3 separate regions of the Homo sapiens genome follow, and all the other regions are linked to region 2. The links are chromatin loops, found by intact Hi-C in ENCODE. Cell type or tissue: heart right ventricle. All regions are shown on one strand.

Region 1 (8,000 bases), 1.7 Mb after region 2:
TATTTTTGGTTGACTTTGGTATGCTGGGAAGTCCGTACAAAGAACATAGAACAAAGATTATGGCTCTGGAAAGGAAAGGAAGGGAAGGGGAGTACTGGTCATCAGGATTCACACCAGATATACATCCCCTTACCTAATTCACATAATCTCTCCGGTTTGCTAAGAAACCAAAGTACAAAGAGGTCAAGTCCAAAGTCAAGGAGTCAAGAGTGGCAAAGGCAGGATCTGAATCCAGGTCTCTTTAGAAAAGCTTTGTCTCAGATTTAGCTTTTGTCAGAATTTTCCTCCCTGCAAGGCCCACATTTCCAGGCCTTGCCACAGATCTTCAGCTTTTAAGGGTGATGTTACTAGTTAAGTGATAACATAACAGTTAGGAGCACCGGCAGAATTGTCAATGTCTCATGCTTCCTATGGCTGAGCTACAGAGGGAAGAAATAGTCCCTTCATCATCCCTCAATTCTCGGATCCTGTGGATGAAATTGCAGCAGCTGTTGGTGGGTAAGCACTTTCTTTTCGCAAAGCCACCACCAGCTGACACTCTGGGTCCACTGCTGCTCCAGTGTCCTGCACCTTAGGAGCGCCGCCTCCCCACCACTGCTACCATGGGGCCTGCAGCAACAACCTCTCTGGCCAGCAGTACTCCCTGAAAGTGAATTCCATCCATTCAGATTCTGATGTAATAAATTATTTTCTATGCATTGGCATATTTTTATTGGAAAAAAACCACTTATTCTTCATAATTTGGGAATAGATGTTGGTTTTTAAATAAGAGAGTATTCATTGTATGACTAATTTACTTTGAATTCAATTTATGACTTAATCAGAAAATAAATGTTAATTTCCTTTATTTATGAAAGCTCACTAAAATGTAGGCATAGAAAATATTGTAATATAAACCCTTTCCAATTCAATAGGTTAATGGTGGAGATTAAGAAGATAACTCTGACCCACTATACTGGAGGGAGCAAGCAAGAAAGAGGCATTTAGGTAAAGCCATAAGCTTATGGTAATAAAGCAAGCATATGTAGTTCTGAATTTTTAATTCAGGTACTCAATTACAGTTACATGGGTAAAATTTTTTTTGCTTGAACAAACTCTAGTAGATCACTGACTGCTGCTACACCAACACGAGGGACAGAAAATAACAGATTATACAGCGAATTAAGACTTCTTCTTGCCATGGTAGTTGACTCTGAGGAAGAAAAGAAAAAAAAAAAGCTTTCCTGACTTTTCAATGAGCAAATGATGTTATAATTTGAATAAACGGATCCAGGGAATGACAATGCAACTGGTGAAAACTACAGTTGTCAAAGCCATGTGATCAAAATCAGGATTCTGTCCTTTTTCTAATGTTTCCTCATTAAAGACTTGTCAAGGAATCTAGTTTGAGAATGGCTTGCCTTTTCCCTGAAATGCTATTTATTTATTTATTTATTTATTTGAGACACAGCCTCATCCTGTCACCCAGGCTGGAGTGCAGTGGCACGATCTCAGCTTACTGCAACCTCTGCCTCCCAGGTTCAAGTGAGTCTCATGCCTCCGCCTCCCAAGTAGCTGGGATGACAGGCACTCACCATCTTGCCTGGCTAATTTTTTTATTTTTCGTAGAGAGGGGGTTTTGTCATTTTGGCCAGGCTGGTCTTGAACTCATGACCTCAAGTGATCCAGCCACCTCGGCCTCCCAAAGTGCTGGAATTACAGGTGTGAGCCACCACGTCCGGCCCTGAAATGCTTTATAATTGACATTTTGGAGAGACAGTTTTTGTAAGATTATATCATAGTCTCCCTGATGTTTCATGAACAGGTATTACGTTTGGTATAAAATATAGACAATATGGGCATGGAAATAATGGGGCCTTTGAGATATTTCTCAAATGATTCTACAAAATTTAAAAGCAGATAATTTCTCAATGTAATTCAAAATTAGAATTTTCTCTCATAACTTGGGCTTTAACATTTCTGAAAACTAACTCAATGTTGTGTTGGTTTTAGAGTAAAAACACATTTTAACAACAGCAAGAAGGAAACCCAATGTCAGCAAACTCTTTGTTGATGAAAACAACCATTGGTTATTATGACACTCAGTCACAATAACCTCATGAAGAGTGAACCAGGACTGCAAACTTGGACATGGATCTGGCCACTCAGTAGATCCTGACTCTTCTTCTACCCCTGGATTGTAGTCTACTTAATCACATTTTTTAAAAAAAAACTTCTGAAGTCAATGGTAAAGAGTCCTTTTGCTAATGGAAAACTCACTCTAGAGAGTCTATCAATGGAGGCTGGATGGTGGGTGAGTGCACAAGGCAGCCTTAAAATAGTAAGAAGAAATATGATTTGTTGCATGCCTGCCAGGCACCAGTGTTGCATTTCTACCATGTGCTCCTGTTCTAAGTGGCTTCTGTTTGTTTGTATATTATTCTTTTAATTATCAAGGTAATATCATCTCCCCTCTCTCCACCATTTTTTGTTTTGTTTTTTTTTTTTTTTACTGTGAGAGCTTAGATAACTTGCCCAAATTCAAGTTGATTTATTTGGTAGAGTCAGGAAGGTTTTGTGCTCTTTCCTAGCTAAGTTGGGAGCACTGTCATCCAGGGGAAAAAGGCCTCTCTTGGTGAGACAGAGGAGAGAAAACAGGAAGTGCTCCCCTGGTCCAAGCAGTTGCCCTGTGTCCCTATGCAGAAAGTTGAGTCCAGATTGATTGTCATATTCTGACTTCCCCTCCCCCACTGCTTTTCTTTTAAACAAGGCAGTAAATTTGTTAGTAGTTTGGCAACTGAACTCATGGGTTGGTGGAAGTAGCCACCAAATGGTGTGCCTGACTCATGCAGTGGGAAAAGCTTCTGAGGGAGACAACTGAGGTGTCTCTGGGGCTAGCAATGCTCTTACTGTGAGACTGGCCTCAAGACAATGGAGAGGCTCTCTTGTATGCTACATATATCTCTCCCCATGTACACAGTTGATTGGTCCAGTGATGGACACCTGACCAAAGGTAAGCCAATAAGATCCTTCCCTAGTATTTTTTGAGCAGTAACTAAGGTAATCTCCTGCTGGAGACAATGCTTCAGATATAAAAGGCAGGAGTTGCTGCTGGCTGCCATGTTTCTTGCCATGTAGAAGTCAGTCTCAGAGAATAAAGGCAACATTCAGAAAGAAATATGGGGTGAGATGGAGATAGTTGGTTCTGGTCATCTTTTATTCCCTAGTTCCAATTGTTTCTTAAGCCCCTGCTACACCCATTCCTGGGTACATGGTTCTCTCTAAATCAGTACATGTTGTTTCTTTAGCTTGTGACCATTGAATTCTGACCAACACAATCTCCTTCTTCAAATGAGAAATTCATTGCACTTTCAGCCTCTTAATACAAATAACCATAGATGGGCTTATTCTGTTTTAATGTAAGAACAATTGCAATTCAGCTGTCTTCTTGAAACAGTATTAGTACCAGGCAGCTGAGAAGGACTTGCAGACTTGAGGCAAAGCCTAGGTTAAACTCTTTGGAGAAGGGAAAGCACAATTTGTGGGGGATAAGGGGCAAGGGGTGAGGACTGGGGAATTTGCCATATTTAGGAAGAGGAGACCTCAGAGTAGAAAATAGTCTTGAAAGTGGGTATTGAAAGAGGACATAAGCACATTTTACTTACTTCATAATGCTATGAGGCCAATATTTTTGGGTCCATAATCAGAGACTGATCTTTTCTTGGAAAGGGAGAAGAGATATTTATTGCAGTTTTTCTAGAATATTACTTCTAAGAATTTGCTGGCTCTGAAAGAACTTGATAGATTCTGTTTCTAGTTTGTGCACATATTTTTATTTGAAAATATTTTTAGTATTACATAAATAACAAATATGAATTTTTGCTAGGCTGTCTGTGAGACAGGGGTTAGGGGCATTAAAAAACACCTTCTGGTGACCCCTTATTTAAAACATAGTGGGGTATAATTTTGGAGCAGTAAAACCTCATTATAACATACTTACAGTTGACATTTTCAGGCTGTATTGTCCATGTTTTTAAGTCCTGGAGAAAGGCCCATTAAAGCTGTGTTTCTCACATTAATTCGACATTTAACCACTTACAATACAAACCCCAGTCTTTTGGAAAATGTCATTAAAAATTTTTTTGCCATATATGGACATTATTTATTGTTTGAGCCCCATTGTCTACTTATAATATGCCCTTTATCAGACCCAAATGCCCACTTCAGAGATTTTCGTTTTGAGCAACAACTGGCTTCTTACATTATCCAATGATGCAGGAAAGTTAAATTACAGCCAGTTCATATCATAGAAACAAAATGTTTCCTGCAATTACTGATAAGGGACAGTTCATTTTCTCTCTGTCATCCTGAAAAAACCCTCCCAACAACAATTCATGCCTGGTTAAACAGGATTTCCACATCTACTGCTGACATCTTTCCAAATAATTCAGGGTTGTTATTACTGTATAGCCCTGGCAAGGCTCAAAAGCAAGCAGACTTGACGAGTCTGCTCAAAGCAGAACTTAAGTAGTTGTAATTAATAATAATTACATGCCCACTACACTCCAGTTTTATCATATTACCCATCAGTGCAAATAAAAAACCCCACACACAACACACTTGCAACAGGATTAGTGCATTAATAAAGTCACTCTGCATATGTCATCTCCCTGAAGTTGAAAATATTCATAATGCTTTCTGTTTTATTGATTTTCATGATTGCATGTCTGGTTGCAAATGTTGTTTAGATGTAATACAGCTTGGGATCAGCCTCGTTCTCTTCCAAAAACCTTCTCCCCTCCTGCCGTGACTCGGATTCGAACCGAGGTTGCTGCGGCCACAACGCAGAGTACTAACCACTATACGATCACGGCAAGCTACTGAAGAGCTGAGCACTAAGCTTTCTCTAAGAGCTATTGCAATATTAAAATTTGTGGAAACACTGCCATCTATTGCCTAAATACGTACATTTTCTTAATATTTGGAAAGAGAAGCTGTGTTCCCGTAATTTCTAATTATTTAGAGGAACAATAATAAATTCCTTGAAAATAAAATGAGCATTGTCTTCTGGGCTGATTGGGAAAGTTGTGATAGGAGAGGATTCACTGGGTTTGCTGTCCAGGAAATGGTGATGAAGGTAACAAGACTAAGAGATACCAGTCTGTTGACTCACACTTCCTATGTTTAATCAATAATGGATATGGATTTCCCACCCCAACCACCACCAAATAATGCTGCATTGAATAACATATGAGTCTGAGCCTCTTTTGTGCATCTTTTCACCACTAGCCTTATTTCCATTTGCTTAGGCAGCACAACAATAAAAAATATAGCAAGAACAAAATGGGGACTGCAGAGACTCAAAAAGACTTGCTTTTCCTACTAGGGGAAGCCAAAGTCAGTATATCCTGACTGAGGAAAGGATCCCTTTCAAACTCATTGATCCTTGAAGCTAGTTTTCTCCCCGCCAGAATAGCTATAGGCCTTAAAGCCAGAATCATCTCAGCAAGAAAAGCTTCCCAATAACATTAGTGAGCCACCACACAAAGAAACTGGAGTGTTCTATGCTAGATAAGTTTCAAGAGGAAATTGATTTTAGATTTCTTTGCTGTAAAACTTGAAGTAGTAAGTAGTCTACACAAGATATTCCAAGGGCTGAAAATCTTAAAACAAAATGCACAGGAATACCTAATCAATGGATTGTTATCAGGGTGCCTCCTTTAATTCCTCTATACAGAGAGGACCTGGGAACAGCTGGAGCTAGCTGGCACTGTATGTGGGTGGCAAGAACCTCATGCATGTATTGATTGGGTGCCCACAGCTCTAAGGCTTCTAGAAGGAGGATATCTCTGAAGAGAAAAGTTTCACATAAATGTTCACTCACTCACTCCCATCTGATCATCTATAGCCCCTTTTCTTTTTCTTCCATCTCTCACAAATACATCTTCCGTCTATGGCCACATAGAAGATTCTTGCTTGGAGTTCCTGCTCCTGAGCCATGCATGCCCTATGCAGGAACCAGGCAAGGCATTCTCTGGCCTGAAGAGGAATACATGTGGGTGAGTCTGGTGAAAGTTCACCTGTGGCAAGAGGGCAAACCAAATCTCCTGCTCGACAAAAGAGGACATAATTGTTTCCTAAAATATAATCATTCATGTACCACCTTCATAATTTTTGCTGTGGCCATGTACCAACTGAACCACAGGAGAAATAATATTTGTAAAAGATCAACTCATAGCATACAAATTGTGGAACCAGACTATCTGGATTTGAATTCTGGCTCTATCACTTACTAACTGGGGCAACTTGGGCTGCTTATTAACCTCTGTGCCTCTGTTTTCTCATCTATTAAGTGGAGATAAAAATAGCAACTACTTCATAGGATTATTATGAGGGTTAAACAGATAAGTACATGTCAACCTAAAATAGGTCTGTCACATAGTAAGCACAGTGGAAATGTTAGTTACATTACTATAATTTAAATACAAAATTTTCAAATGAAAGTTTACAACATTCCATATATTTAAAAACATAGTAACACATTCCATAAATAGAGGTCACTCTAAAACAAAATGTGAAAACAAACCAATAGAATTAAATCCTAGCAGACACTGTAAGCTCCGAGCTCAAGTTCTGCTCTGTGTTTAAAAGGAAGGTGGGCAGATCTGTTAAAACCTCATCGGCCTCAGAACCAGGCTTCTTCTGGACTCTTCCGAATGACCACAAAAGATTTGAAAAAGGAATAACTTTCTCTTCACAGATTTTAATACTATTAAATGCCACACCCATTAGGTAACTCCTTAAATTACTTCACACATTGGATCTGTCGGCTTAGGTCATACTATGTGACAATGTGCAAATCTTAGTGGCTTGGAATAAGGAAGGCTTTCCTTCCCTTGCGCTGATCCACATTTATTGCATGGCCCTGCTCTCTGTCTCCTCACTCAGGCAGCCAGGTTAAGGTAACAACCACTGTCATGAACTCTGCTCATTGCTTTGGCAAATGGAAAGAGCTCTGCAGATTCCTGAACCAGCAATGAAAATCTCTTCTTACAACTCACTGGCTAGATCTGGTTCCATGGCCTCAGCCTGTTATAAAAGTCCCAGGCAGTGCATCCCTGCCATATGCCTGGAAAGCAGAGAGCTGGAAATCTTAGGTGAACATCACTCAGGACTTCCAGCCATGCCACTAGTGGTGAATCTCAGCTTGGAGAACTCTGTGAGGCTGTGTGCCTCAAGACACACATGACTGGGGAGCAAAACCCTGACACAGAGAAGTGTTCACCAGGTAAGGCTTTCATTTGGCATCTGTATGGGCTTCTCCTTTACTTGATGTCAGTCATTGTGTGGATAGACTCTGAAAGGTTCTTGCCTGTTAGAGTGAGATGGACTTTTGAACAGTTACCAAATTTCTCCTGCACATTCACTGTCTTCTTAGGATACGCATTCAGATTTCTTCCACAGCGCCAAATACCTGTGACTCACTACAAAAGGAAAAACCCATGGGACCAAAACATGGTTTCTGATGGCATTTGCAACTTCTTGGCAACCTACCACCTGATTATTCTTTTTCTCTGATTGTGCTATATCAATAGTGACATTATTATCACTCTCCCACTAATTTATTCATGACTCACAAAGACTTGGGATCTACTATAGTTCAGTTATTTTTTCTGAATCTTAAGGATTCAGTGGAGAAGAAAACAGAAATGGATCATGATTTCACACAATTTATAGTCTAGTGACTGAGACACAGATGAATAGAGATAATATATGAGCTGGCACCCCGGAAGGAAATTTCCTTAAAAGTTTTCAAATGAGGTTGAAGTTGAGAAAGGCAGGAAGGCATTACGAGAGAGAGGGAGGAGAGAGAAAGAGACAGAGAAGAAAGTGGCCTGCTTTGTCTGGATTCCAGTTCTTTCTCCAACCCTTCTCTGTGTGTGACCTTGGACTAGTCACTTGACCTCTCTGTGTCTCTATTTCCTCATCAGAAAGGTAAGGTAAATTGGGCTAGATGAGCT
Region 2 (8,000 bases):
GAGAATCCTTCTCTATTTTCTCTCCAAATTAAGTTTCCTGAGGAGGCTGTGTATCAACTGGATGACTCCCAGTGATCAAACCAGGAAAGTAATAGTGACACGCCTGCACCGATAGTTTCAGTGTATTTAAGAAATTCATTACGCCCTATTTTGTAATTTTTCTCCAAGCTTTATTTTGAAAACTGTCAAAGCCCCAGAAATCTGAAAAAGCAAAGCAAAACAATGAAGACTTGTATAGACTATTTATTTCAACAGTTGTGAATATTTTGTGACATCATATTTCTCTAAATAAATACCTTGACATGTAATTTAAGCAAAACATGTTTCTGAGGAGATCATATAAATTATTGTTAATCAAAATCTCAGGTAATGTAAATAGCTCTGTCAGTTTTCCATGAAGCCCTCAATCCAATTCTTATATGACACACAAGGAATGTATGGATAGATGTATGTGTCTAAATTCCTGCTGGTATGATTGTAGTCCTCAAAAAACGCTGGAGATCTGGATCAGGTAGATAATCACATACAGAGCAATCAGGAAGCAAAGCCAAGTTGATAGGATCTTTGAGATCCTTTTCAGAGCTCCTACTTCAAAGCCAGCACAATCCCTACCCTCCGAAGAGCCAATCAGTGCACTTTACGTCTCATATCTCTACCATTACTCTGTTACCTGAGCAAAGTCTGAAAACCACCACTGGAAAATTCAGAAATATAATTCTAATGACCTCACAGATAAACCTCTCCAATTATGGCAAAATCAGGTACCTCTCTGATCACAGACAGGAACTTAGAAATAACTAAAAACTAAAAAAAAAAAAAAAAAAAAAAATTACCATGATGGAAGTGACTCTGCCAACTATAATGGATGAATATTTATTCATTTCTTAGTTTGGATGGGTGACAAATTATTAGCCTTTCTTAGGCACCAACTCTTAGTCTACTCAAGTTTCTTCCATAACCTTATGACTAACCTAACTGATCATGTCACTCTCATAGTTCAAGATTAAATTTCATCTATCAGTGTTCTCCAGAGAATAAGGTTGGGACAGTGTCAACTTTTTTTGAGACTTTATTTTGTACTTTGTCAAAACATTAAATAATTTTAATTCTGCTTAAGTAAATTTTTTTTAAGAATATCTTTGAAGATCTCTAGTGAAATTATTTTATAAGTTCAAAGTACTGTTTTAGTTTTATATTTGCTACTGTAACAAATTACAACAAACCTAGTGGCCTAAAACAAGACAAATTTATTTTTTTCACTTCTGAAAGCTGTTTTTACAAAGTCACCGGGCTGACACCCATGCATGGTCAGGCCTGTACTGTCTCGGGAGGTCTTTTTCTTTGCCTTTTCTAGCTTCTACAGAAAGTGTCATACCTTGCATTCCTTGGTTCATGGCCCTTTCTCTATCTCCAAAGCCAGTAGGATCATATCTTCTCTGACTCTGCTTACATGTCCTTATGTCACATGGCCTTCTTTGCCTCTGTCAAATCTCCCTCCATCTTTACTTTATGCGAAAATTTGTGATTGCATTTAGGACCCACCCACCAAATAATCCAGGATAATCTCTTCCTTTGAAAGTCCCTAATTTAATCACATCTTCGAGGTCCACTTTATCACATAAGGTAACATTCACAGGTTCCAGGTATTAGGACCTGAACATCTTCGGGGGTCATTTTTGAGCTTACCATAAATACTCTCTTTGTGTGCCCATTTTGAGAAATTGGCTCAGTTATTACCAATAGATAAAAATGAGGCCAGTTCCAAATTCTTCATTTTTCTTCATTAAACTGCTGTGAAAAGTTTATTCTTAGACAGTTTTCTGGCAATGATAGAAGACACTGAATCAAGACTGTAAAACTGACTGAAGAATTCTGCTTTTACCTCATAAATCTTCCCCCAAATTTCCTGCTCTCCAATTATTTTTCCTCCTCTTTACATGGAATCTTTTTATGCTATATTTCTACTTAGAATACTTCTATGATAGACATTTTGGTTTCACCAATTAGCAGAGAATTTCAAATTCCTCCTCTAAACCTAGTTTGTTTATTGGTTTGCTTTCCTTTTCTTTACATGTTCATGTAATTAAGATGGCTTTAGTAGTCACAGCTTGCACAAGAAAGGTTGACTCACCTGCCCGTGTGAAAACATCTTTCAGATTTAAGAAGAGTCCCAAGGGAGCATCCCGAGTTTATTGCTCTTTGCAGGCTATAAGCTCTCCTTAAGTGATCTCAACCATTTTCATACTTTTAATTACCTTCCCTAGGCTAATAATTCCTGAATCTCTATATTTAGCCTTAGACACTGCCATGAGCTTCAATTTCACATATTTAATTGCTGGCTAGAGAAATCCATTTGACTAGCTCTCGAGACTTTCAAATTCCAAATACCCAAAATGAAACTATTTCTTTTCCCTATAAAACATGCCTCATCCCTCCTCAGCTAAAAGTGCTACCATCTATGAGACACTTCAGGAGAAACCAGGCAGTCAATTTGGATTCCTCCTTTCTCTTTAATCTGCCAGTTGGCCACCCCACCTTTATAATGAATATACAACATGTCTGCTCATGAATCTTCAACAAATATTTTTCAAGTCTCTTCTCTCTCGAATTTTTCACCACTGCCTAGCTAGACCTCTGCAACCCTTTAAAAAGGCCTACAACATTTTCATTTCCTGAAACTTTCAGTATGTTAACATACTGAAAAAAAATGCTAAGTTAGTTATCACTGTATATATATTAAATACTAAACTGAATGAACTAATGGTTTCAATGCAAGTAAAATGGTGCTATTCATGAGAAAATTATAGGGCTTATAAAAAATTCAGACTGCGTTACGGGAAATATGACTAATATTGAAATACAAGTTTAAAATTGTTTGATAATATGTTCTTTCAAAACTGTCAGTGTTTGTCTGAGATTGAATGCATACTTTCACTTGAAGATAATATTAGATGTCTATATTTGAGAGTCTCTGAATGTGAGTCCAATACCACACGGCCTTTCTGTAACTTCCTCTGTCCTGCCTCTCCTTCACTGATAGAACTGAAGCCTGATCCACCATAGTTTTCTCACTGCCTCCAAACAATGCTCCTCTCTTCCAAGGCTTGATTTACTAAATCTTAACTATCTCCCTGCCTCACTTAACAGAGTAAAGGACAATCTCAACATGGTATTTTATGCCTTCTGGGACCAGTCTGTGATAATTTGGCAAGCTCATCTTCTGTCTCTTCCTCTTCCCAAATTTTAAGTTCTAAGCCTATGAAATGTTTGCTTCTCTGAAAGACCCATACGTCTTCATACTTCCAGGCTATTGTTCATGCTGTTCCCGCTAGTCTACTGTTTATCCACCTAACTACTTCTCAGTAGTCCACCAGGCAAGAGTCATTCACTCCACATAAACTTCCCTCATGACCTTGCTGGGTGCAGTCCTTTGCAATGCAATTTGTCCAAGGCGTATCCTTGACAGTTTCCACACCTTCATGCTTGTGATATTGTGTTCTTGGTGGGCAGAAACCATGTCTTACTTATTTTTGTGACCAGATACCCTGCAGATGATCTAAGACAGGATGGAAGCAAATTGATATTTATCAAATTGAACAAAACTGAGTGAACTTGGAAGGCACTGATTTCACAACTTCTAACTTCCACAAGGTGGCAATATTTTATTCTCAATAGAGAGCAAATCACAAAAATAGGAACTTAATGCAAGGATGGTGTTCAGTATAGATATATAGGTATGTCATTATTTTAGAATATATATATATCGAATATATATATAATAATATATTGAACTCCAGTCACGTGTATGTGCCTGTGTAGAGTGAAGCTGTTCTCCCAGCTACCCATTTATACTAGTGCAAACTGTCAGCGGACAAGTTGATATTTCCTTTACAATCTTTACAAAAACATAGTTGAAAAAATATTAAATTAGTGGGCAGTGGTTAGAGTAGATCTTCCTAAATAAAAGGGACCTTGTACCCTTTTCATCCATAGTGTTATCACCCAAAGATTTTCAAAAGTAGATGTGACACTGAACTTCAATTCTTGGTATTAGTTGGGCGTGGCGGTAGTAGTAGTCCCAGCTCTTGAAAGGCTGAGGTAGGAAGAACAGCCTGGGTCAGAGTGAGATGCTGTCTCTAAAAATTTTTAATTAAAGAAAAATGTGAATTCTGATCGTTGGGATAATTCAAGTATATTCCCAACTAGTGAGACAGGAGGATGGAAAAATTTGGGGGGTTTATGAGCAAGGAGTTCTTGCCCAGTACAATATGAACCCTCTGACATTCACTGCCTACAGTATGAAAACTTGATAATAATGCTTGTCTTTAAACTATGTTGTGAAGGATTGGACATTATGCAATTTATAATACATTTAAAGTATCCAGCACAAAGAAGAAACTGAGAATCTGGTGACAATAATAACTATTAGAGACAGTAGGAGGGGTCAAGAAATGGGAATTTCATCTGGTCTTAAAGTTTAAATATTTTAAGCTGCTTTTTTTTTTACTTCAATAGACTACTTGGGTTTGGATCTGTTTCCCCCACGTTTTGATGTATGTCACCTAAGCCTCATTTTTCTCAGCTATAAAATAAACCTCTAGCAATCCATATTAGGTAGCCATAGATGAAACAAGAAACCTGCGTGTGTGTGTGGTGTGTATGTGTGTGTGCGTGTGTGTGTGTGTGTATTTAAATAAAAACATGACTACGTAGAAAAGTATCCCTTTTTAATATTCCTTAGTATTCACCTTGTCCAGTTGGTTGCTGGCTAGTCTAGCTAGCAGACTGCTTACCACTTCTATGGTTGGAACACAAAAGCATAGGGAATTGAATATCTGAACAAATAAATATCTCCCCCAATAAGTAATTAATTCCTAAAATTCCACAGTTAAAGATTCATTCTTTTGATTTAAAACCTTTGACACCTGGTAAACACATGCTTAGGCAGGTGACTCTTGAAGTCTTATTTGCATCTAAGTATGAGTGATCTTACTAGAATCCGTCCCCTTAAACAGATTTTGAAAAGAGGAGGGTGGAGGAAGTATAAAACCTCCAAAAACCTTGAGGGGGATGGATAGGGGTTTGGGGGTACACTAAGTCCATCTTTTTTTTTTTTTTTTGAGATGGAGTCTCGCTCTGTCACCCAGGCTGGAGTGCAGTGGCGCGATCTCGGCTCACTGCAAGCTCCGCCTCCCGGGTTCACGCCGTTCTCCTGCCTCAGCCTCCCCAGTAGCTGGGACTACAGGCGCCCACCACCATGCCCGGCTAATTTGTTGTATTTTTAGTAGAGACGGGGTTTCACCGTGGTCTCGATCTCTTGATCTCGTGACCCGCCCGCCTTGGCCTCCCAAAGTGCTGGGATTACAGGCGTGAGCCACCGCGCCCGGCCTCCATCATTTTATATATACCTCTCAATCATGCTGAAGTTCATTTCTAAGTACATTTATTCTAATGTTATAGATAAAATGGAGCTCAGAGAGGCCAAGTAACATCAAGTAGCAGAGATTTTATTCAGAGGGAAATATGTATGCCCAAATTATATAAAGTCATGCACCACATAAGAACGTTTTGGTCAATGACAGATGGCATATACCATGATGGCCCCACATGATTATAATAGAACTGAAAAATTCCTATGGCCTAGTGACATCATAGACCTCTTAAGGTCTTAGTACAACACATTATTCACGTGTTTGTGGTGATACTTGTGTAAACAAATCTACTGTGCTGCCAGCCATATAAAAATATAGCACATATAATTATATACAGTATATAATACTTGACGATAATAAACAACTATGTTATTGGTTTATGTATTGATTATACTATACTTTTTGTCATTATTTTGGAAGGTACTCCTACTTATATAAAAAAAAGGTTAACAGCAAAACAGCCTCAGAAGAAGGCAGTGTTATCATAGGAGGTGACTAACAGCTCCATATGTGTTATTGCCCTAAAGAACTTCCAGTGGGACAAGATATGGAGGTAGAAGGCAGTGATATTGATGATCCTGACCCTGTGTGCCTAGGCTAATGTGTGTGTTTGTGTCTTAGGTTTTAACACAAAAGCTTAAAAGTAAAAAAAAAAAAAAACTTAAATATTTTAAAAATAGTAAAAGTTTTATAGAATAAGGATAAAAGGAAAAAAGATGTTTGTGCTTTTATAAAAATATTTGTGTCTTAAGATAAATATTATTACAAAAGTCTAAATAATTTTTAAAAATTGAAAAATTAATTAATTAAAGTTATAGTTAGCTAAGGTTAATTTACTATTGAGAAATAAATTTTTTTTAAATTTCGTGTAGCCTAAGCATACAATATTTAGAAAGTCTACAGTAGCATACAGTAATATACTAAGACTTCACATTCACTTCACATTCACCAGTCACTCACTCAGAGCAACTTTTAGTCCTGTAAGGCTTCATTCATGCTAAGTGCCTTTACAGGTGTACTGTTTTACAAATATTTTATACTGTATTTTTACTGTGCGTTTTCTATGTTTAAATACACAGCTGCCTACAGTATTCAGTAGAGTAACGTGCAATACAGGTCTGTAGCGTAGGAGCACTTGGCTTTATCATATAGCTTAGGTGTATAGTAGACTAGACCCTCTAGATTTGTGTAAGTACAGTCTATGATATTCACTTGATGACAAAATTGCCTAAAGATGCATTTCTCAGAACATATTCTCATCATTAAATGATACATAATGTAGTTCCAAAGTTCATACTATGAGACCAAGGTAATACTGACTTTATCAGCACAGTTCTGTGTTAGATACTCTGCCACTCCCATTTCACATTTCCACAAGGCTGACAGGTTATGGATAATTAAAGGAAAGAAATTGTTTAACTAGGAAATCCTTGTTAAAATGGCAACCCTGGGCTCATACCTGTAATCCAAGCACTTTACAAGGCCGAGGTGGGAGGATCACTTGAGCCCAGCAGTTGACGGCCAGCCTGGGCAACATAGTGAGACCCCATTTCAAAAAAAAAAATGGCAACCCCAACTTTACAGCTCTTATGCATACATCTAGATTTCTCCACCTTATCATTCCACACATATAAATACGTTTAATATATGTAAGAAACGTGAATGTGTTTTAAATTCTAGCCTATCTTTTGGTAGTTATGAGTGTTCATAGAACATACCACAAGTAGTAGTTACTTTCTGAAATTTTCTTCCAACAAAAGTTATTTCACTTGTTATCCCAGCTGTTTTCTTTCCTCACTAACAGCAACTAAAATTTTAGGTAATGTTGTGGAGAAAGCTAAAATGATACTATAGTTTCTTTCTTTACAAAATTAAATATGGAAATTGAAAACGACCTCTGTTAATAGTTTCCAAAATTTCACTGTCCCAGCTTGACATAACTACTAGCATTTTTCAAAAGCGATGGCTCTATCATGAGGTTTTCAGCATTTTTGTCACTGTCTTGACAGATGGTAAAGTGCATTTCTACTAGCAAAAAGGACAGAAGAAAAGACATCAAAATTTTTAGTAAGCAAATAATGTTTCTTAGTGCAATGCCAGGCCAGATCTCATAAATCATCTTTAAAAATCAGCCACTTTGCTGAAATTCTACAATGACGCAGGACCTGTTCAGTCATCATGATCCCTAACACTCTTTTCTTATTTGTCTACAAATATGGTTTTCTAAATTGCTTTCTTTAGTCAACTAATCAAATAGACTATCAAACCCCTTTCTTAAGTAAAGAATTTATAGAATGTGGCAAGGGTTTTATTTATTTGTTTATTGCTTCAATTCGTTCAACAAATAATATATTACAAGCTTACTGGGCATAAGGTACTAGGAGTTTACAAATATATGTAAGGCGTGGGTCTTGGTCCCTAAAAATGTATTATATAGGAAACTTGAATATAAAAAACAACTCATGTTTAATAAACAAGTCCCCAAATAACCTTGTTGTGTTGAGCCCCACCAAGTCATATTAAGAGTCAAATGTCTACAGGGACCAGTAGGTAATAGAAATGAATGAA
Region 3 (8,000 bases), 250 kb after region 2:
TAATGTATATAATAAATGAACAAACAAATGAGAAAAATTTTTCTAAAATCACTTAACACTATCCTAAGTAATCTCTAGGAAATAATGCAGAAGGATTATTTAGAAAATAATCAAAAGAAATATTACATAGCAAACCTACGTACTGTTGACTATAATCAGAAACAAATTTATATACTCAGATGCTTTCATTAGAAAAATGATAAAAGAAATTACTTAATTCTCCAGTTTAGACCAAAAGACTTTAAAGATTTAGGAAAAGAACAAAAGGTTGACCTGAGAAAATATTTAAAAGATAATAATAAAAGATACAAAAATTTATTTAATGTAAAATAGGAAAATAATTTACAGGTTTAATGAGAAAAAATAATTATACTAACATAAATGGAAAAATCTATTCTTAAGATTTAATTTGCATTCCTAATAATGATACTACTAAAATATGGAATAGAAAGACATTTTCTCAACATCAAAAAATGTATATTCAGAGGAAAATGACTAACATTATAAATATGATTTAGTACTAATGTTATTCCTAATAAAATAAGAAATAAGATGTGTTCCCTATATCTTTTGTAGGCAATATTGCTTTGACAATCTGATTAACAAGGCATGAAACAAAATTGAAAATCATGCATTTTTATAATTGTTCTGTATTTCTAATTTATTAATTTTTGATTGACAAATCACAATTTTGTGTGTTTATGGGGTACAATGTAATTTTTTGGTCTATAAAAAAGCAAGAATTATTGAAAGGAAGAAATATAATTATATGTAAACATTTGCATGTGATTACATAGCTAGAAAACCAAACAAATTAACAAAAATCTATTAGAACTTAAAAAATAATTTAGCAAGATAGCACAACAGAGCTTTCCAAATTTTAAAAATCTTCGATATATGACTACTTTTCATTTTCTCCTTTAAGGATGATCTCAAGGTATGGGGAGACTACAATAAGTTGCTGCTTGGCAACCCACACAAAAATTAGGAAACTGTAGTAGTTTCCTAGAGATGCTGTAACAGATTACCACAAACTTGATAACTTAAAACTCCAGGCATTTGTTGTCTCACAATTTTGAAGTCTAGAAGTTGGAAATCAAGGTATCAGCAGCTCCATGCTTTCTCTGAAGTCTCTAGGGAAGAATCCTTCCTTGCCTCTTCTACCTTCTGGTAGTTTCCAGCCATTCTTGGGCCTCCTTGGCTAAGTGCTGCATCACTCCAATTGCTGCTTTTGTCTTCACATGGCTTTCTTCTCTGTGTGTGTGTATCTTGGTGTCTCTCTTTATAAGGACACAAGTCACTGGATTTAGGACTGACCCCAGTCTAGTATGACTTCAACTTAATTACATCTGCAAAGACCCTATTTCCAAATATGGTCACATACACAGGTTGTGGGTGGATATGAATTTTGGTGGAACACTATTCAACTTGATACAAAAAATATCCCCACCTTGCTTCAATTCCATCTGTTTACACATATATCAAATCTCTTGCTTTTTGCATTTTGCCCCCAGTTTCCATCTAATCTCAACTCTCAATATGGCCAACTGTGTTTGTACTATTTACAATGGCATGGGCTGTGACTCCATGTCTGAATGGAAGTCCCATATTTACCAGGCTGGAAAAATGCAACTTTAAGAAAGAGAAGACCACTCTCATTCTTTTACCAGTGGGTTGTTCTTGTTTTGTTTTGTTTTGTTTTTCTCGTTTGACAGAGTCTTGCTCTGTTGTCCAGGCTAGAGTATAGTGTCACAATCTCAGCTCACCGCAACCTCTGCCTCCCAGGTTCAAGCGATTCTCCTGCCTCAGCATCCCAAGTAGCTGGGATTACAGGTGTGTGCCACCATGCCCAGTTAATTTTTGTATTTTTAGTATTTTTAATTTTTGAATTTTAGTAGGGGTTTCACCATGTTGGCCAGGCTGGTCTCGAACTCAGGTGAACCGCCCACTTTGGCCTCCCAAAGTGCTGGGATTACAGGTGTGAGCCACAGCACCTGGCCTACCAATGGGTCTTAATCCTTACTTAGGATCAGAATTACCTAGTGAAATTCTTAAGAACACAATTGCCTGGGCTCCCATCCTGTCCTCCCAGATTGATTCAATCAGACATAGGTGGAGCCCAAGCATTTGATTCCAATGTGTGGCCGAGTTGAAAGCTACCGCCTCGTACCTTTAACTGTATCCCCAATACACAGTGAACAGAATGATCATTTAGAAAATGTGGTCAATATGGATTCACAACAGCAAAAAAGTGCACAAATAATCAGCTAAGATTATAGGGCAGCATTGAACAAATCATTGATCTGTGACACACTATAGGGGTTGTGGATGTTAAGAAAAGGTAAGAACAAATGACAGCTTCAGTCCTAAGGAAGGTGTTTTCAATTAAGATGGAGTACAAGGGAGTAGAAAAGGAACAATACGGTCATGTTAATATGGCTGACTAATCAAACCTTTTATTTTCAGAATTTAAAAAAATAAAAAATGTTTGTTGCTAACTACATAGATAAATAGAAGAGTGCTTACCCTCTGGCAATTCAACCTAGTGAGGAAGCAGTTATGTAAAATAAAACAAAAATTAAAATGCAATATATTATATGAAAGGAACATGTAAGAATATACTACAATTTAAAATGTGCTCATCCTTTGACCCAGAAATCCCATCTAGGGAACTCTAGTCTAATAATATAGAGTTTTATGTTAGGATATTTGTAAAAGAATGTTTATGCACACATCATTATAGTAGGAAAAGAAAAGGAAAATAATAGAAAAAAAGAGATAAAACATACATGTCCACTAATAGAAGCAGGCTGAATAAATTATAAAACATTTGTTTACAGAAAGACTGAGGTATATACATGATACTTTGGTTTTAGAAAAGCAAGTTCCAACATAAAGCATACTGCATAACCATATTTTTGTAAAAAGAAAATAAAAAATCTCTACATGTTTTTAAAGTTATGTATTTATTTGTTGGAATAAAGACAGAAGAGTTTAAAACAAGTTACAAGCATTGAGTATACTGGAGAAATCTGATTGGAGGGAGTAAGAGTACAGTCCATTTACCATTTTTCGAGTATACTTATTTTGTTTTGCTTTTGACAACAGCATGTATTACATTTGTAATTTAAATATCTGATAAAATAATATAAGAAAATACATTATGATATTCTTTTATTTTTTTCTCAGTTCAAGTTTAATACAAACTACAAAAGATCAATGGGTTGATGCCCTCTACTGACACATCATACAAATCAGTGGCCTCCCCACAATACGACTCAGGCCATCCCTTCCAAAAGAAGAAAGGCTGGTCTCTCCACCCCCTGTAGGAAAGGCCTGCCTTGTAACACACCACAGTTCGGCTGAATCTGAAGTCTTGTATTTTACTCATGGAAAAAAAAAACCACAAAAGAGACTTTGTTCTCAGGGGTTCCCACTGCAGCCTGGCACTAAAACAGCCCAGCACTCACTCCTGCTTGGATAAATATTCTTTGCTCTTTTGGACATCAGTCTTGATAGTATCACTGCCAGGTTTCCAGCCAGCTGGGCACACTTCCCTATGTTTGTCAGTGAACTGGAAGGCCTGAACTAGTCTCAAAGTCTCATCCACAGAGCAGTCAACAGGGAGGTCATTTACAGTGATCTGCCGAAGAATACCCATATCATCAACGATAAAGAGGCCCCTGAATGAGATGCCTTCTTCAGCCTTTAAGATCCCATAATCCTGAGCAATGGTGCACTTCGGGTCTGAGGCCAAAGGAATGTTCCTGGGTCCCAGTCCTCCTTGTTTCTTAGGGGTGTGGATCCATGCCAGCTGACAGAAGTGAGAATCCACAGAAGCACCAATCACTTGGCAGTTGAATTTCTTAAATTCTTCTGTATCACTGAAAGCAATGTTCTCTGTGGGGCACACAAAAGTGAAGTCAAGCCGGTAAAAGAAGAATACAACATATTTCCTTTGTAGTCAGACAGGCTGATATCTTTAAACTGACTGTCTGGCATAATGGCTGTGGCTTTGAAGTTGGGGGCAGGGTGCCCAATTTTAGCGTTTCCTGAAGACATCTTCCTATCAGCAGTCCTGACACAAGCCTCTGAGAACAAACCACCAACACCAGGCAGGAAGAGGACGCTGTGATAGTTATTCTTAATGAAACATGAAAGCAATAATATTTTATGCTATATGACTTCCTATTTCAAATTAATTGGAACTGTTCTGTAGACACCAACAGAATCAAAAACTATTTTATATCAGTGTCAGCTCATAGAGACAGTAGATAATAGAAATATAAAGCACAATTTTTAAGGGAATTGCATATAAAAGGAGATGAGAACCAGGTCTGAAAACATTTTGTTTATTTTAGCAACTGGTGATTTTCATCCAAGATTGAAATTATATGGGTCTCATTGTTCTTTCTTCCAAAAGATAACGTTGCACCTGTCTTTTTATCATGACTAAACCACTAAATTTATCATTGGTGTGACCAAAATGCATTGATGAGTCAAACATGGGTGAGGTATTCAAAAGCCATAAGAGACTTGCACAATCATTCTAATAATCTTCCTTTTCCAGAAGCCTCAACCACCTCTTCAGCCCTGAGTGCCAGCAGTGGGCCAAAGAGTCTCTCTTGCCAGCATTAGGCTGAAGCAATGGAGTAGAGAGAACTCCAATTATTGTTCCATGATACAGGTTATTTATTCTTTTTGAGAGTCTGTCCCCCCAGAAAGTGCTTAATTGCATACCAATTAATATCTAACTGGCATTCTTCAAGGTGTGTCTATTTTATTAAAACATTTCAGTAACATAAATTACAATTGTCTATTCTTGCCTCTACATAATGGTGTTATATTTCATATCATTTTATAAGCTGATGTATTTACAGTGTTAAATTTGTAACAGCAAATTTTATTAATGTGGGGAAATACAGTTTAATTAATATACATTATTTCGTATACATTAGCATGACAATCATACCCCCTCAATGGAAATACATGAACACAGCCACAGCGCCCCCAGTTTTCAGACCCTCACGGGTTGATTTCTGTTGTTAGATGTTGCTGCTCTGTGTTCTCTATTGGACAGGTTCTTAAAAATCAGAAATGAAAAGTCCCACAATTAAAGCTAGGTTATATCACAATGTATTATTAAAAGACAGTGATCATTTTTTCTCTATAGTAATAATTTCTCAGTTTTTATTAGCCAAATTATATTGCCTTCTGAAAACTTCCAGAGAGTAAGCACAATAGAATATTTCTAGGAAAATGGGGAACTTTCATAAATACGGGCTTGGCTTCCAAGTTGAAGCCAAAGCCAATTTTATGAATTTAATTTTTGTTCTACAAGGTCATGAACTTACAGGAAAACCAAGGGCTAAATTTAAAGCAACATTGATCTTATATATGAATCTGGACGAAAACTATGCAAGGCAAGGCAGTTTATGCTGAATTAAGCTGTGTTTGCAAAATGTGATAAAAAGCACTGCCTATTTTGGAACCCATTTCAATGGGTGTGCACTCATGAGGGCTAAGTCAAATAAAAAAGTCTGCCCAAATTTATCTTGGGGTGAGGCTGTCAGATTTCACACAGCTTTCATTGCCAATAGCAAGCATTTCTCAGTCAGAGTGGACCATAAAGTTGCCATTTTTCAGAATTGAAGTTTACTCTTGAAGAAATTTAACATTAGAACAAAAAGCCAAATACCTATGTCTAAAACCAGCCCAAAGAATTAGCTGTTTCATATATACGATATATATATTACACACACATACATATGTACATGTATATGTTTATTTGTGTACGATAGAGATATATATTCTGTGTGTGTATATATATATGTGTGTATAAATATATAAAGAGTGAGAGAGCCAGAAAGAGATAGGCAAGAGGGAGATACACACACACACACACACACACACACACACACACACATCACTGGTTAATTATATTTGAAGACAATAAAAGGAAAAAAGTTTATAGTATTTTTTCTAGTAATATTGAGGACCAAGCCAGGCCTTTTCAGGTACATTATCTTATGAATCATACAACAATTATATGAAATAGCTATATCCTTTTATATAGCCTTTTTTTTTTTTTTAAATCGAAGACAGAGAATTTCAGGGACTTTCACAAGAAACACAGCAAAGCTGGGTTGTAAAATAAGGTACCACAACTCCAGATCCTTTCTTCTAGCTTTTAACTTTTTATAAGTCAGTGATTCTGCTCCTTAACTAAGAGGAATGGAATTATGAAAATACCAGCCTAGGCCAAGTATGCATGTTTTTGATCCACTTTAAATGAGTTAGCATTTGAATAGAACACAGGACAAAGCTTAAGGAACAAATAAACAGACAAGACGATAGTGTATATTAAAAATTCAATCAAGATACTACATAAACATTTAAAAGCAAATACCTAGGGGGAAGAACTGTGCAGAAAAGAAAAACTGAGGTATGGAAGAGACGGGCTAGACTGCTCTGTGGAAAATGTGATGATTTTGTTAAGTTAAATTTATGGCTAGTGCAGATTTAAAGAAAGAGAAATAAACAGAATAACAGCTTAATGTTACATTCGAGTAGAATTCAAGTTATCCTGTAACAATTTTAATTTAAATATAATATGCCAACCTCCACCTTTAAAGCAAAATAAAAGCATACGTAATGTCCCATTTTTCCACATAATGAAATTGTGTTCCATTATGTCACCAAATGGTTATTATGAGCCATATACATTTTACTGAAAAATAATCTGCACCTGAAAAAGGTAAAGTAGAATTTAAGGGGCTTAATAACATTTGCAGATATGTTGATTATTGGTTCACTTAAAGTAAACCTTTGAAACCCAATATTATTTCAAAGTATAGGAAAAATGTAATAGATGCCTATTTAAAAATTCCCACATAGCTATAACCCCTAATATTTTACCAATCCAAAAGCACAAAATCTTTTGAAATTACTTGGATTTGTAAAACTATCAACTTAGAGAAGGCATGTGAATGAACCCTTAGAGAAAAATGAGTTTTAAGATGAGAGAAATTAGGGCAACATTTTCCCCAACTCCCTTATAAATGAGTCTAGTATGTTACTCATACTACATTTTAATGGGAACATATTCAATAAAAAACATATAATACTAATTTTTAAAAATATTATAAACTATATAAAACTTGCAATATAAAATATTAACTTTCTGCTTGGGTTAATTACATTTTTATAAATAAAATATAAGCTATTCATAAAAATGAGAAAAATAAGGGAAAAATGAACATAACTTATGAATAAACTTATTAGTAGGAGGATGACAAGGGCTAAAACTATTTACTCCCATGCTACTTAATATGATATTAAAGTGTATACATTTCTTGGGAAAATGCATGTGGAAACATTTCATTTAAGGTAGGAAGGTAGGAGGGACTGTGGATATTTGTCCAGGGAGTGTAAAGATTCAGCTGGTGTAGGATAAGGAGGAAAATATCTGCAGAGCTGTATTGAAACATTTGAGAAGCTATGCATGCAAGAAGAATTAGGTATTTTTCCCCTGAGCTCTAAGGCAGTGGTAATCAAACTTTAAAGTACATTTAAGTGTGATGGTTAATTTTATGTGCTAACTTGCCTGCACTGAGGGATGCCCAGATAGCTGGTAAAGCATTATTTATGAATGTGTCCACTGAGGGCCACTTTCTGACTCATAGCTAGTGCCTTCTTTCTGTGTCCTCACATAGCAAAATAGGAGAGAGGTCTCTTTCTGGCCTTTTTCATAAAGGTACTAAGCCCATTCATGAGAGCTCTGCCCCTATGGCCTAATCACCTCCTAGTGGCCCTACCTTATAATACCATCATCTTGGGGGTGAGTATTACAGCATATACATTTTGAGGGGATGTAAACATACAAACCACAGCAATAGGAATCTTCACACAAGTTGTTTACAATTTTTATTTCTGGATTCCATGCCTGGACAATCTGATTCCAAAAGTAAGAGTTGACATTTTCAAAAGCAGCATCAAAG

Evidence for each region. A loop is a pair of places that touch in the nucleus more often than their neighbours do. Peaks named below come from ENCODE experiments on the same cell type or tissue, not always from the same donor. Only the 100,000 strongest peaks of a DNase experiment are listed, where the experiment ranks them.
Region 1: a loop joins it to region 2, with 4 times the contacts of the local background. A loop is called at or near these places in 4 of 110 quality-filtered maps.
Region 3: a loop joins it to region 2, with 2.5 times the contacts of the local background. A loop is called at or near these places in 17 of 110 quality-filtered maps.

What each region holds. Positions count from the first base shown.
Region 1 is chr9:14,429,159-14,437,158 of GRCh38, forward strand. It overlaps TRH-GTG1-6 (tRNA-His (anticodon GTG) 1-6), which reads right to left and starts at 4,853; the gene lies at 4,782-4,853. It also overlaps a transcript of NFIB not described here. In heart right ventricle, a CTCF peak has its summit at 4,924 (motif pointing left); a DNase peak (open chromatin) is centred at 4,802; H3K27ac peaks cover 5,726 bases.
Region 2 is chr9:12,720,204-12,728,203 of GRCh38, forward strand. All of the region lies in intron 3 of LURAP1L-AS1 (LURAP1L antisense RNA 1), which reads right to left. Among named protein-coding and RNA genes, the nearest start is that of TYRP1, 31 kb to the left of the region's middle. In heart right ventricle, a CTCF peak has its summit at 3,642 (motif pointing right); no DNase peak of the experiment used is centred here.
Region 3 is chr9:12,969,377-12,977,376 of GRCh38, forward strand. SNORD137 (small nucleolar RNA, C/D box 137) reads right to left here and starts at 3,257; the gene lies at 3,179-3,257. It also overlaps the pseudogene PRDX1P1. In heart right ventricle, no CTCF peak of the experiment used is centred here; a DNase peak (open chromatin) is centred at 3,545; H3K27ac peaks cover 1,442 bases.